Regions from separate parts of the Homo sapiens genome. Here all the other regions are linked to region 1. A link is a loop called in an ENCODE intact Hi-C map of the cell type or tissue named here. Cell type or tissue: heart left ventricle. All regions are shown on one strand.

Region 1 (5,000 bases):
CTTAAGCTTCTGTCCTAAGCTATAACTCTGCAGGTATTAAAAGTAAAACCAGTCTTGAATGTAATTGACTGAAATCACGATTTGCCTTTTCAACCCTGAGTGACACTTTAGTGCACAAACACAACCATTACAGAAATTATCCTAATAAATATCTTACTTTATCAGTGTATATACTCTGAATTGGGTTGGCATAATCTTAGAAGGTTTAGAAAGACTCCATAAGCTTTGACATCTACATGACTTCCTATAGCTCAACCTAGAATGGTGATCAACAACAACAACAACAAAAACGGAAGGCAGACCATCTTATAACACAGGTATGTAAGAGGGCTGGGGAGGGCGCTGTACGTACAGTTGAATCAACTCAAATCTCTCAGTGAAGAAATTAGTTGTATTCTGAAACAGAAGATGCCATCGTCCATTAGTATAGCTATGAAGAAATACCTGAGGCTGGGTAATCTATAAAGAAAAGAGGTTTATTTGTCTCATGATTTTTCAGGCTGTACAAGAAGCATGGCACCAGCATCTCCATCTGGTGGGAGCCTCAGGCTGCTTCCACTCATGATGGAAGGTGAAGGGGAGCCAGCTATGCAGTCACATGGCAAGAGAGGAAGCAAAGGGAGGGGAGGTACCAGGCTCTTTAACAACCAGCTCCAGCAGGAACTAACAGAGTGGGAAATCATTCGTTAGCACAAGGATGGCACCAAGCCATTCATGAGGGATCTGCCCGCATGACCCAAACACTGCCCATTAGGCACCACAACATTACAGATCATATTTCAACATGAGGTTTGGAGGGACAAACATCCAAACTATAGCAGGAAGTGTAAAATCTTATAAATTCCCAATACTTTAAAAAGACAATAAAACACAAAATGAAAAATCTAGAGAATCTGAAGCAGTGAAGGGGGTCTGAGAAATCATGAGGTCAAAGCTTCTTAGTAGAGAGGCAGAGGAAAGCAAAGGGAAGAGAGGTTGAAAGAGGCCAAAACACATTACCTGGATGCAATGAAGACTAAGATTGTTACCCTGACAAGAAAGACAGCTCATTATTCACTTTCTACTTTGCCACACAGCCCAGCATAATAATGTCCACACATGACTGATATTCTGCTGAATGGAACTAAATCTGTCCAGGGATTGGTGGAAAGAAATGTGGTGGAAGATGACAGTGAGTATTATGGAGAAGGGGAGGAGGATAGCCACAGACCCCAGCCAAGGAGCTATCAAAATGATCTGTCTCCAATTACTTCACCCACATCCTATTCTAAGCCACAGAGTACAAGAACACCAGTATCAACGATGGTCTCCGTTTGGTGATTTTCCACTTTTCTCCTTACCTCACACCCATAGGATGGCTACTATAAACAAACAAAACCAGAAAATAACAAGTGTTGGTGAGAATACGGAGAAATTGGAATCCTTGTGCATTGCTGGTGGAAATGTAAAATGGTACAACCACTATGCAAAACAGTATGGAAATTCCTCAAATAATTAAAAATAGAATTACCATATGATCCAGTAATTCCACTTCTGGGTATATATCTAAAAGAACTGAAACCAGCATCTTGAAGAGATACATGTATACCTATGTTTATAAAACATTATTCACAATAGCTGCTATAGTTTGTATATTTGTTCCCCCAAACCTCATGTTGAAATCTGATCCCTGATATTGGAGATGGTGCCTAGTGGACAGTGTTTGGGTCATGGGGGCAGATTCCTCATGAAAGGTTTGGTGCCATCCTTGCTGTAATGAGTGACTTCTCGCTCTATTAGTTCCTGCCAGAGCTGGTTGTCAGAAAGAGCCTGGCACCTCCCCGCTTCTCCTGCTTCCTCTCTCACCATGTGATCTCTACACACCAGCTCCCCTTCACCTTGCACCACAAGTGGAAACAGCCAGAGGCCCTCACCAGATGGAGATGCTTGTGTCACACTTCTTGTACAGCCTGCAGAACCATGAGCCAAATAAACCTCTTTTAAAAACAAGTTACCCAGCCTCAGGTATTCCTTTTATAACAACACAAATGAAGTAAAGCAACAGCTAAAAAGTGGATGCATCACAAGTGTTCACCAACAGATGAATGGATAAGCAAAATGCAGTATGTACGTGCAATGGAATATTATTCAGCCTTAAAAACTAAGGGAATTCTGACATGCTACAGCATGGATAAACCCTGAGGACATTATGGGAAATAGGCCAGTCACAAAAAGACAAGTACTATATGACTCCACTTATATCAGATACCTAGTATAGTCAAAATCATAAAGACAGAAAGTAGAAGGGCTGTTTCCAGGAGCTAGGTGGAGGGGATAATAGGGAGTTATTGTTTAATGGGTATAGAGTTTCTGTTTTACAAGATGAAAAGAATTATAGAGGTGGATGATTACTGTGGTTGCACATTATAAATGTATTTAATACCACTGAATTGTACACTTAAAATGGTCAAGACAGTAAATTTTGTATTATGTATATTTTACCACAATAAAAAAACTGGGAAAAAAGAAAAAATGCAAACTAAGGGAGAACACTACAGTTATGGATGTAGTGATCCAGTCATTGGTTAGAGAGATCCTTTTCTATAGGCAATAAAATCAAGCTGTTAAACATTACAGGTTTCAGAAATCAGAACAATATGGGCTCCCTCTAGTGGTTTAAAACACCTTTAAATACTCTCAGATACTGAAAGGAAGATTCTAATTTATTTTGATTTCTTGGTGATGGGTGGGGAGAGAGATCACCTAATTATTTTCTTATTGGGAAACCCAAGTCTCACAAGTAGATCACTACTAACATTCATCCCAATAGATGAGGAGAGGGGAGTAGGCCCATAGATCAAATGTGATGGCTCCAAAGCCACAAGGCAAGTTTATCTACTCCCTTCAGGATCCATCAGAAGCTTAAGCAGCCATGAATGAAGAGAAGGGGGCAGAGCTAAGCCATATGACAAGGAAGACAGCTCACTCCCCCTTTGACTAATATCGTTCTCTTTGTCCTATCACCATAACATAAAAAACGAATTTACTCATGTGGCTATGAAAACATCTCTGAAGAAACCAAATAAAATAGTTTCAAACAGGTTTCAGGCCAAGCCCAGCCTAAGTTTATAGGCTGCCTTGGCTGCTCTGACCGTTAAGATTTGTTTGAATTTCTCAGTGCTATCATACAAAGAGAGGTCTCATCACTTCACAGTCATTTATCCTATTAAAAACTGCATTCTAATCAGGTGATTTTTATGATTTGAAGGCTGAGAGAGGATTTTTTTTTTCACAGTATAGCAAATCTGAATAAGGCTGCCATTTGCACTGAAGCTTTCAGTCTTGTTATATAACACCTTGTTATATAAAGTGTTGGGGATTGGCTGGGTGTGGTGGCTCACACCTATAATCCTAGCATTTTGGGAGGCTGAGGCCAAGGCGGTGGATCACCTGAGGCCAGGAGTTCAAGACGAGCCTAGCCAACATGGTGAAACCCTGTCTCTACTAAAAATGCAAAAATTAGCCGGCACGGTGGCGGACACCTGTAATCCCAGCTACTCGGGATGCTGAGGCAGGAGAATCACTTGAACCCAGGAAGCGGAGGTTGCAGTGAGCTGAGATTGCACCACTGCACTCCAGCCCAGGCGACAAGTAAAACTCCGCCTCAAAAAATAAGTAGATAGGTAGGTAGGTAGGTAGGTAGATAGATAGATAGATAGATAGATAGATAGATAGATAGATAGATAAAAATAAAGCGTTGGGGATCTAAAGTGTGATCTACAGGTGAAAAAAAACCAGTGCAAATAAATCAAAGGCAAAGGAAAAGCATGAAATATCTCTGCTAAGAAATGTAAATAACAATTACGAAACAGATGGGCAATGTAATTGGTACCTAGCTGATTGCAACTGTAGCTATCTATAATGGCATAGTTTTCTGCCATTGCTAAGAGAGTTACTGTTCATAAAAAAAACAGATTAGTTTATGTAGTTTAGAGGAAAAAGCCTTTTCAACAAAATATCAGAGAAATGACAGAAATAATTATTTATTTATTTTTTTTTTGAGACAGAGTCTCACTCTGTCACCCAGGCTGAGGTACAGTGGCATGATCTCGGCTCACTGCAACCTCTGCCTCCTGGGTTCAAGGGATTCTCCTGCCTCAGCCTCCTTAGTAGCTGGATTACAGGCACATGCCACCATGCTTGGCTAATTTTTGTATTTTTAGTAGAGACAGGGTTTCAACATGTTAGCCAGGCTGGTCTTGAACTCCTGACCTCGTAATCCTCCCACCTCTGCCTCCCAAACTGTTGGGATTACAGGTGTGAGCCACTGTGCCCAGCAGAAAGAAAATTATTCTTGAATCCGTTTCTAAAAAATGTATCAACCAGTCCAAAGTTTCTTTCAAAGAAGATGGTAAAAATCTGAACAAAGTTCTTTTGAATTCTATTAAGTGCCATGAGAGTTGCTCTGATTTGCTTTACTAAAATTTAAGTAGAATGCATGAAAACAAAAGCAGCTTCTGGTATAGTATGAGATAGTGTTAGCATAAATAAAATGCCATCGAGTTTTTAAATACTATCTAAGTTCTATACTAAATAGCATGCCACTTACACTTGAAAATAAATGTAATTAAGTACAATGTTTATGGTAATTTCTATAAAATGTTGGGCATCAGATCCCCAGTTAGAATAAACATTTTCTGTCACATCACTTTTTCTATGAGAAAATAAGATTCAAATTAAAATTGTTTTAATTGTCAGAACATTTTTCTGCTGAGCATGAGGACTGTCTATAGGCTGGATTCCCCCAACACTATTTCACTAGTAAATCGACTAAGAAGCATGTGTTTTTCATGAGATGTCATCATCTACATGGGTTTACTCAGGTACCAGTGAAACCCACAATTATACCCCATCAAAGCCCTTTATGTGAGGCATGCTTCAAAACCTCAGTTGGCTTCCTTACTCATCAGGAATGATATAACACATTTTCTTCACGTGCTCTTTCCAGTAAGTCATCTTTC
Region 2 (5,000 bases), 340 kb before region 1:
ACATGGACACATGCGCTTCCGGAACCCAAAATGTTCACAGTAATTATGTCACGGTGCCTTTTCTTCCTTTTTTCCTTATTTGTATTTTTTCAGTCTTTTTTTTTTTTTTTTTTTGACGGAGTCTCGAACTGTTGCCCGGGCTGGAGTGCAAAAGCACGATCTCAGCTCACTGCAAACTCTGCCTCCCGGGTTCAAGCACTTCTCCTGCTTCAGCCTCCCAAGTAGCTGGGATTACAGGCACCCACCACCATGCTCATTTTTTGTATTTTTTTTTTTTTTTTTAGTAGAGATGGGGTTTCACTATGTTGGCCAGGCTGGTCTCGAACTCCTGACCACATGATCTGCCCTCCTTGGCCTCTCAAAGTGCTGGGAATACAGGCGTGAGCCACTGCCTCCGGCCCAGTCTTTCTACAAAACATGTCATACTTGTATAATAAAAATATTTTTAAAATTCACTAAAATAAGGGGGGAAAACAAATAAAAGGCAAATCCAGTTAAGTGTACTATATCTGGTATGTTACAGGATGATAATAGATGTTTCGTGAAGAACTAGTCCAGTGATGAAATAAGTTGGGAAACATTGAGTTAAACAAAGCTAATTGGATTTATTCCCTGCAGGACTTCTCAGAGCCTTTAATATCCTGGTGGGCCTTATGATCTTTAAGAGGGTGCTATACCTAGTGATGTTACCAGGCTTATCTCATCTCTGAATCCCCATTCTGAGGAATATCTCTCCAGACTGATTATCTGTGGAACACTCTGGAAAACCCTGTTGCCAAGCTCTGACCATGTGCAGAATCAGGGAAATGCTCAGGTCTCATTAGGCCAAGTTCTAATATGATCTGCAGAGTTGAATGAAGCCTTGTTAGGTTGGGAAATTTGAGACCACATCAGCTATTAAATGAGAAACACTGCTGAGATCTCACTGGCAAATTAAGACATGTGGCCAGGTCAATTATGGATTTTCCAATTACAAGATTTGGAAAGGTAGAAAGACATTCCTGGGCATTTGGTTAGTAGGATCACTGAGCTTTTGGTTCAGCACGGATGATAAGACTTGGATAAACAGAGGGAATTCCCTGAACCCCAAGGGAATGAAATATTGTGTTAGCTTATTTTGTGTTGTTATAAAGGAATACCTGAGACTGGGTAATTTATAAAGAAAAGAAGTTTATTTGACTCACAGTTCTGCAGACTGTACAAGAAGCATGGAGCCCACATCTGCTTGGTTTCTGATGAGGCGTCAAGAAGCTTTTAGTCATGGCAGGAGGGAAGGGAAGCCAGCATGTCACAGGGCGAGAGAGTGAGCAAGAGAGGGAGGAAGAGGTGCCAGCCTCCTTTAAATAGCCAGCTCTCCTGTGAACTAAGATTGAGAACTCATTCATTACCATGGGGAGGGCACCAAGCCATTCATCAGGGATCTGCCCCCTTGACCCCAACACCTTCCACTAGGCCCCACCTCTAACACTGCGGATTACATTTCAACATGAGATTTGGAGGGGACAAACATCCAAACCATATTAAATATACTTGCAAATAAAACAGTCCAAAGAAGCATAAAAGGGATAATGGAGAGTGGGATCAGTGGACAGATCAGGGCTCCCTATATGCACTCAAGCCTCACCAGCACAAGGGCTGGGCCTCCAACTGCCAAATCTGCATCTCTTTGCCTGAGGGCTCCCTCTGGCCATTGGAGCCCGCAATGAGCAGCAGGCCAGAAATGCATAAGCACTGATGTGCGGCAGCTTGAAACCAGTGACTGGTGGGAACTGGCGAACAAACACCCCAGAGCATCCCACCTTGTAGGCAGGATGGTCCTGATGTGCACTGGCTGCAATGGCTCCCGGAATTCCTCAAAGGCTAAATCTCCAGATGCCCATAGTGGCCCCTGGTTTGATAACACACCGTTGGTTGCCTGCCTTCCTGTCTCTGTCTTACTTTCCCTAGGAAACAAGGTAAGTTCTGCAGGAGTTTCTACTCTGGCTAGAAAGCCTGATTTCCTGGGTTTTCATGATTCTTCAAGGCGAGATTTGTACCACTGCAGTGAGTTAAGAACAGTTTCATTTTATTTCTGACAGAGGGCAGCATTTCGTTTTCTTTCACAGAGAGATGTATTCCTGGGCTTGCAAATGACTCTAGCTCAAAATAAAGAAAAACAAATTGAAATAAGGATTTTAATCACTGTGAAGGGAATGAAAGGCTGTGTCAGCGTTTCCATGGTAAGTGCCGTCTTTCAGGGATTTATCATCCCAGCTGTAAAAATATGCTTTATGCTAGGATTTGGCAAGAGCAACCCTCAGTCACTTAAAACCTATATATTATTAAAGATTCTACTTTCAGTCAAGTCAGAAACGTGACTCTGTATAAATGCCACAGAATGCTCCTCTGACCCTTGTGACTGCCAACTGCTGCCTGCCACATTCCCTGCCAAACCAGCTCAGCACTGAGAAGTGGCAAAGGCACAGCAGCTGGACCTCCCCAGAGGATGCTTTGCGTTCTGGAAATGGTTCCGCTGAGGAAGAGGGCCTGGTTCTTTGTGGAGGCTAAGTGCGGCCTTTTGGGGTCTCCTGCCTAGGGGTCTGTAGGTGGCTGTTCTCTGAGCACTGGCTCACTTGCTCCCTCTCCCGCATCCCAGGTCCCAGGGCTACTCAAGGGGAAGGGGATGTGTCAGCACAGCCACACATCACCCTTGGCCCCTTGGCTCGGGATGCCGAAGCCACTGCAGACAGCATAAGTGGAAGAAACTCAGGTTGAGCTGACAGGAAGTGTTAGACTTGTGCTGATTTTACCTGGCAACCCGAACTCCCGTGGTGTGAGGGGAAGAAAGGCAGCTAGGTCAAGTTAGCAGCCAAAAGAGAAAGCAAAACAGGGCTCAGTCTGAATTTTTATGTCACATCACATAAAAGCCACCTCTGCTTGGCTTTAAATAAGACCAAATTTGCAGAAACTGGTATGTCCTTTATTCGAAATAGGGTTGTGGAGGTGGGGCGGGGGGCTCTTTATGATAAGAGCAGAATGTCACTTTTTACGACCCAAGATGAATCCTTAGTGTGGTGCCAGTGGTGTTTATCAGGTCTTAGGCATTAGCAATTTAATCTTTCCCCTAACACAGCAAGTGGTGCATACTCTGATTTCCATTTTCAAAATGAACAAATCGACACCCAGAGCTTAAGGAATTCACCCTTATGAAGGTCTCATGGAGAGTCAATAAGGAGCAGGCACTTAAAGGCATATCTTTCTGACTCTAAGTCATGGGGCTCCATATATTGCACTTGGGAGCAGGCACAAATTCTTCTCCCAGGAAACAGTGCAGGAGCAGGGTTCCAGGGTTCCACCAGCCCATCTCCTCACCCATCCCCAGGTGGTGGGCATCCTGGCACAGTGCTCAGTGTGCCCCAGCCCTAGCAGATTTCCTGCTGTTGAGATAGACAATGGCTGCAGAGGGCAGGGCTAGGAGCAGTGGCTAAACTCTAAAGCGTTTTGATTGCTAACATTTTTTGAGTGGTTACTGTCTATCAGTCACAGTTGGAAGCACTGTATATCTGTTACCTCTCTTAGAACCACTCCCAGCAACTGTCTGAGGTAGGTAATAGCATTGTCCCCATTTTATAGGTGAGGAAACTGAGGAGCAGAGAGCTTAAATAACTTGCCCAAGGTCACATAGCCAGTAGAAAGTGGAGGTGGGATTCAAGCTCAGGCAGCTTGACTCCCCAGACCAAACTGAGGACTGGTGTCCTGTGTGGGTAGCAGGAGGTGAGGGTTGAGGAGGGTGCACTTCACCAACCTCTGAATATTCACGCAGGGGCTAGGTGTTCATTGGTAACCCAATCATAAGTGGCTGGGCTGGACAGGACTTCAAGCCAGCCAGTCCCGCCTCTCATCTTCCTGTTGACCGTGTTGATTCTGTAAGAGGCAAGGGCTGCCCGAGGGTATCCTCCTGTTCTCTAGGATGCGACACTCTAGGCAGAGCCAGAGTGGGATCCTGAGTCTCCTGGGCCCCCTGTTCCTGCAGGAGACACGATCTTGTGATGGAGTCTCCCATGAGCAGGGTAAGGCAAGTTCCTCCTGTACTTTGTCCCCATGGTGACTCAGGTGAGATGGCCCCTGAAAAGCTGTGACTGGGAGAGTTACATTCAAAGTCTGGGCAGGGCTCCTGCAGGCTATCCTGCACCCCTCGGACAAGCCAGGTTGACTTCCCTCCTCCATCTCTCAGTCTGGAGAAGGAAAGAGATAACAAATAGCTGGGGGTGAGATGGACGTAATTAGCGGTTCTAGAGTGCATCATAAAGCAGAAAAACCGATTCCTGTTAGGCTGGGAGTGCCGTCTGTGCTACCCCAGGAAAATGGGATCACACAAGCAATTGTACAAGGCAATAACACCCCTGATGCTGAAGCTGTAACATCTGTTACACCAAGACATTTTGGTTATGACTTCATCATGCATTTCTGAGTTGGTCTGAGACAGTTTTTCATTGGCACTTAGATATATTGGTTTATAAGGCAATAGTGGAATTGAACCTTTCAAAGAGTTCAGGCTCTTCATGGGGGATGTGGTGGGGGAGAATGAGGGAGATGGGAGGAGACAGGAATAGAGAAAAGCTATAATATAAACAAAAGAAGAGCAAATAGTGGCAAATATTGGAAAAGATATTTATTCTCACTAGTAATCAAGGACATGATAATTCAAACAAAAAATGATTCTTTTGCATATCAGACCAGCAAAGACGTAAAAGAATGATCAAACCCAATTCTGGAAAGGAGTTGAGCGTGTTATTGAAGGGACCACACTGTTATTACATTGCTGGGGTATAAAAATTTCAAGCATTATCTCCTTGATCCAGCATGAAAAATTTATTTAAGAGTAATCAGACAAATGCTTAAAGGACATGTGTACAAGAATGTCTACAGTGGTATTGTTAGACTAACAAAAAAGGATAAACTGCTGAATGTAAATTAATAGAGGACCAGAATGGCAGAGTGAGAACCTTCATAAATCTGTT
Region 3 (5,000 bases), 290 kb before region 1:
GTTGTGAAAGGATCAGCAAAGTTCCATGGCAAAGGGTGTGGATGCAGCAAAATATGAAGAATTGCGGCCAAGAACTCAATGTATCACAAGGAGGGTGGAGAAGGTAACATGAGCCACAAACCTGTTATCTGACTATCCAGACCAAAGGAAAGGAGGAAAAGAGATGGAGAAGGGATGGGCTATGACCTGTTGGAGGCAGCTGGGAAATTTCTTCTGTAGGTTCATTCACTCATGCAGCCAACAGACATGTATTGGGGTTTGGGCTTAGAGCTTGGTGGGGCTCTAAGTGATACAGGTGAGAATGAAGGCAGGACTCTATTCCCTCTAATTGTTTTCCTAAAAAACTATATTTCCAAACCTGTAGCCTACAGCTATATTTAAATGCACTTTAGTTTTCAGCCTTCTTGTCTCTTGTGTTGCTATGGTTTTAAAAGGTTGAGTGTATTTTTATAATCTCAAGACCATATCTCAAGCACTTCTTCCATATGTAAATATCTTTATGATCTGAGTTCTCTCTGAGAAGAAAAAAAGGATGTGTCCCCAGTCTGGACCACAAGGAGGCATCTGACAGTGCTGTAGACTGGGATGGTGGGTTTGCTGAGTGCCTGGGTCCACTTACCAGGACAGCCCCTAAGGAAGGTGGCGGGTAGCAATCCTACAGATGTGCACATGCAGGAGTAACTGAGGAGATGCCTCTGCAAAGACAGCAGAAAAAAACAAGAAAGGTTACAGAGACAGCATCAAGGGTCCAGAGCTGGGAGGCAGCTAGCCATGTGCATGCTGCAGGCTGTCGCTCTGGGTTAAGTGGGGTAAGACAAAGGCATGAGGAAGAGTTGCTTACCAGGAAGCAAGTAGAACCAGATGACAGATAAGTGGGTAGGGCAGAGCCCTACAGTGCCGAGCCCCCAACAGTGTTCCTTTTACATTTTTCTGTGCCAGGGCCCAGTTTTAACAGGGATGAATGAACAGGGCCAGCCTAGGGCCGCGAAGGAGCTGAATGCAACCTGCAATCCTGAAATATGGAGGCTAACATAGACCAAGGGCCCTTTTGCCTCACAACAGCTGGAGAGTCTGTGTTAAGATTATTCTTTTTAAATGGAACCGGATGACCCAGAACAACTACAGAACAGGAATCTCTTTCTTCCTCCAAAAAGAAACAAGTATGTAAAACAACAACAAAAAAACAAAACTAGTGTGGAATTTTGCATTATACCCATCAAGAATCAAGGATTGAACCCCAGTCTAATCATGAGAAAAAGTCATCAGACACATTCCCAGACACCTGACCATCACTCCTCAAAATCATCAAGGTCATCAAAAACAAGGAAAGTTGGAGAAACTGTCACGGCCAAGAGAAGCCCAAGGACAAATTATGATTAAATGTAATGTTGAATCCTGGATCGGATCCTGGAACAGAAAAAAAGAATTAGGTAAAAATTAAGGAAATCCAAATGAACTATGGACTTTGGTTAATAATAGTTCATCAATAGTGCTTCATTAATTGTAACAAATGTGCCATACTAACATAAGATGTTTATAATAGCATAAACTAGGTAAGGAATATATTGGAACTCTCAATAGTGTCTTCTTAATTTTCTATAAATCTGTTCTAAAAAATAAAGTCTATTTTAAAAAATCTAAGTCAAGGGTCAAGAGCATAGATTTGGAAGCCAGGTTGCCTAGAGTCCAATCTCAGCTCCTCCTCATCAGTTGTATAACTGTGGGGACCAGTCACTCAACCGTTCTGTGCCTCCGTTTCCTCACAGTGCAATGGGAATAACCATACTAACTACTTCCGACTGTCATAGGGACTAAATGAGTTAAAACTTATGAAACTCTGGAAGAGTGCCTGGCGCCAAATAAATACATGTGTTTATTTCATATGTAAATGAAACTAAAGGTACAGGTTCACTTCAAATATTCTGTAAAACAGGAGGAAGTAAACATTAGCTGAGGTTTTTTTTTTTTCTTTCTCTCTCTCTCTTCTTTAAAAAAAAGGAGAATGCTTAGGGCTTGGTGTGGTCTCCACTGTGCTACAACTCCCCCAGCTCTGCCCTCCTCCCTTCAGCTTAGCTTGAGTTCCTCTCTTCCTGTGCTTTCTACGCTTTCTTCTTAAGGATTCTCATTCTCTGCTAGGGTCAGAGGAGATGACGCAGCCTGGAATCCTCTTGCCAGAGACCATATTAGCACAAGTAGATCTACTGCCTTCTCCCCGAGAGCATCTTTCCAAATCTAGGATCCAGCAATAACCCCCAGATACCTCCAATCCCACCATCTTCCTCCAGATGCCTAACCCCAGGCCTCAGACCATTCATCTGCCTCTCCTGCCTGCACTGACACCCTTTCAGCTGGAAGCACCTTGGTAAGGAAGGGAACGTTACCACCCAACAGGATGCTTGGGAAATGCACATGTTCCTCATTGCTCAGGAAGAGGTTCTCCCTAAAGAACAATCCTGAAACTTGCCCAAGTGGCCGAAAGCTTGACATGGGTCATCTCCCTGTGAACATCTGGAAAAGAGCCTCCATGCAGAATCTGACTAAGGCATCTGCGGTTTCCTTCAGGCAAGACCTTGAATTCCTGGAGCATTTCCTTTTGCTACTCCTACCGCACCCCCTTTCTGGGGTTGCTGGGTAAAATAAAAGCCAAACACTGCAACATGTGTCAGCAACTGAAAACCTAAAGCTACAGGATAAAGCTGAGTCTACCAACACTATTCCTCGCTGGCCGCCCCCCTTCTTCTAAAGAAGCATATTGTCAAAAATTCTAAAACACTAGTGAAGGAGGTCATTCTTATGACCCTCATTTTACAGGTGGGGAAACCAAGTCCTTCTTGGTTTCAAGACAAAAAAGAAAAGAGATTTCAGGTGTGTTTCTTATTTGGAGAATGGGGTTGCACTTCCTCATCCATGCTCTATCTGGGGTTATTGTGTTTGCTTTGTTTTTCTTTACTTTTCATCAGGCCAGTACTTGGCAATGACCTACATAGACCACATGCTTAATAATAATTCAAGCTTTATTAGCACCCAACCTTCAAGGGCCTCTGGGGATTTGGCAAAGAGCAATATTTATGAAATAATCTCCTTGTTGCAAACCAACATTCATGCCTCTGGGGTGGCCTTTGAAGAGAAGAAACTGCAGGCTGAGAATGTTTGACATGGCAGTCACATGTCTGGCTTTTTTTTCTTTTTCATTTTTGATATGGAAATGTCTGAGACTACAGCACATTTTCACAGGTTGATATTTAAGATTTATATCAACTAGTATGGCTCAGGTATCAACCAATTAAAAGAATGTTGGTCAGGGTACCCAATCAAAGCCCCACTGGCATCCTCCCACCCCCAGTTGGCCAGGCATTGCCCCTTAAGTTGCAGGATTAAGGGAAGGTCCAGAGAGTTCTGAGGAAGGGTCTAGGTGGTCATGGTGGTGGGAAGATGGCTATACCAAGTGATATGGAAATAATTCAGTATCTACCTAGCTATCAACCTCAAATTCATACATATTCTCAATTCCTACAAAGTACAGATCCACAGCACATGGCTGAACACAGACTTGTCCCTAGGTGTACATGATGGTTAACTGTGGCAGGTGTGTTTGGATTCAGGAGACTTGAAGATGTCGTTTTGCTACATCTCACCTCCCTTCTGGGCCGCTGGAACTGGAAATGAAACTACAGGTGGGTCAGGTGAGTGGATAATTGAAATGAACAGATGTAGGAAGAACAAGAGAGTAGGTGCAAGTCACAAATGACAGCCTGAAATGGTCCAAGCTGGGGAAGCCCAAGAGGGTCTACAAGCCCAAAGAATGAGTGAGGAATCAGACCTAAGAGATAGGGCAAAAAAAACAGGGCAGTTGCTGGCAAGATCCTAAGACAAGAGAGTTGAGAAGACCAGAGCACAGTGAAACAAGTGGGTCTAAAGCCACTGCTTCAAAAGCCCTACCATAGCATTGCCATGGGAAGTTTGGTTATGATTGAAAGTTATAGGGCTGGAGTAGAGTAGGGCTGGAGCTCCTCAATGCCTATTCAGCTCTTAGAACCTCCTTGTGAAAAGATTTCCCCAAGTGTTTGCAGTTCACACAGCAAGTTCTTTCTAGAAAAAGTGTCCCAGATGCCAACACTGATGCTTCAGAAGGACCTTCATCATTTGAAGGGCTGCTCCTTACTGGGAACAAGCATGATTTGGGTGAGTGGCCTTTTCAATCACGGAGTCCCAATTCTCTAGGACTTTGGCTATCTCACGGCAGAGTAGCTTATAAATTTTTGCCAATGCAGTAATTTTAACAGTCATTTTCAAAGCAGGCTTCAAAGCACTGGTGGGATACAAGAATTCTCCTGATGAGTGCAAACTGCTTTCCAAAGAGGTAAATTCCCTCTGCTCCTCTGAGTGAATGCCACACAGTCCTCCAACTGTCGCTTTTATGGAGAGTTCATTGCTTCTTACTAGTAACCTATTAAGAGAATCAGTAAGGATGGGTGAATTTGGAATTTGTGAACCAAAAGCACTGTGTGACCTGAATACTTTAATTCAGGCTTCTACTCCAAATTCTGTCATCCGTGCAGCAAGCGGCAACCAACAAAATTTCTGCTGTGCATCCATACCTGTAGATGTCTGGAAGTCCCACACTTAGAAGGAAGCAAAGTTTGTTCTCTCACTCATCAGTGGCTACTGCTGTGCTATCCACATAGCTGATTGCAGATAATCTGCTCTCCCTTGCAATGTTTAGGTTTCTACATTTACCACATCAGTATTAGGGTCTTCTAATTTTCTAATTAGATTGAAAGATATGCATCCATTGTGGTTCAAATAGGAATCACCAATACTCTTCATGCAAAAGCAAATGTTACACAATACCACTCCCTCCCAAAAGAGCCCTGCTCACACAGCAACATTTTGTTATTATACACAAGTCTCATGGTTTTTCCATAAGAATGTGTAAAAGGGTAGACTAGATGAACATTGAGTCTTTTGCTCCACTTAAGTGGGTGAAAGTAAAAAATATT

The links. A loop is a pair of places that touch in the nucleus more often than their neighbours do. Peaks named below come from ENCODE experiments on the same cell type or tissue, not always from the same donor. Only the 100,000 strongest peaks of a DNase experiment are listed, where the experiment ranks them.
Region 2: a loop joins it to region 1, with 11 times the contacts of the local background. A loop is called at or near these places in 80 of 110 quality-filtered maps.
Region 3: it touches region 1 in a loop (3-fold over the local background); 50 of 110 quality-filtered maps call a loop at or near these places.

The regions. Positions count from the first base shown.
Region 1 is chr3:43,500,622-43,505,621 of GRCh38, forward strand. The region is part of intron 11 of ANO10 (anoctamin 10); the gene reads right to left. Among named protein-coding and RNA genes, the nearest start is that of ANO10, 120 kb to the right of the region's middle. In heart left ventricle, CTCF peaks have their summits at 2,645 (motif pointing left) and 2,850; no DNase peak of the experiment used is centred here.
Region 2 is chr3:43,160,212-43,165,211 of GRCh38, forward strand. No RefSeq gene overlaps it. Among named protein-coding and RNA genes, the nearest start is that of POMGNT2, 57 kb to the left of the region's middle. In heart left ventricle, a CTCF peak has its summit at 2,059; a DNase peak (open chromatin) is centred at 2,667; H3K4me3 peaks cover 713 bases; H3K27ac peaks cover 645 bases.
Region 3 is chr3:43,215,324-43,220,323 of GRCh38, forward strand. No RefSeq gene overlaps it. Among named protein-coding and RNA genes, the nearest start is that of SNRK, 69 kb to the right of the region's middle. In heart left ventricle, no CTCF peak of the experiment used is centred here; no DNase peak of the experiment used is centred here; H3K27ac peaks cover 1,399 bases.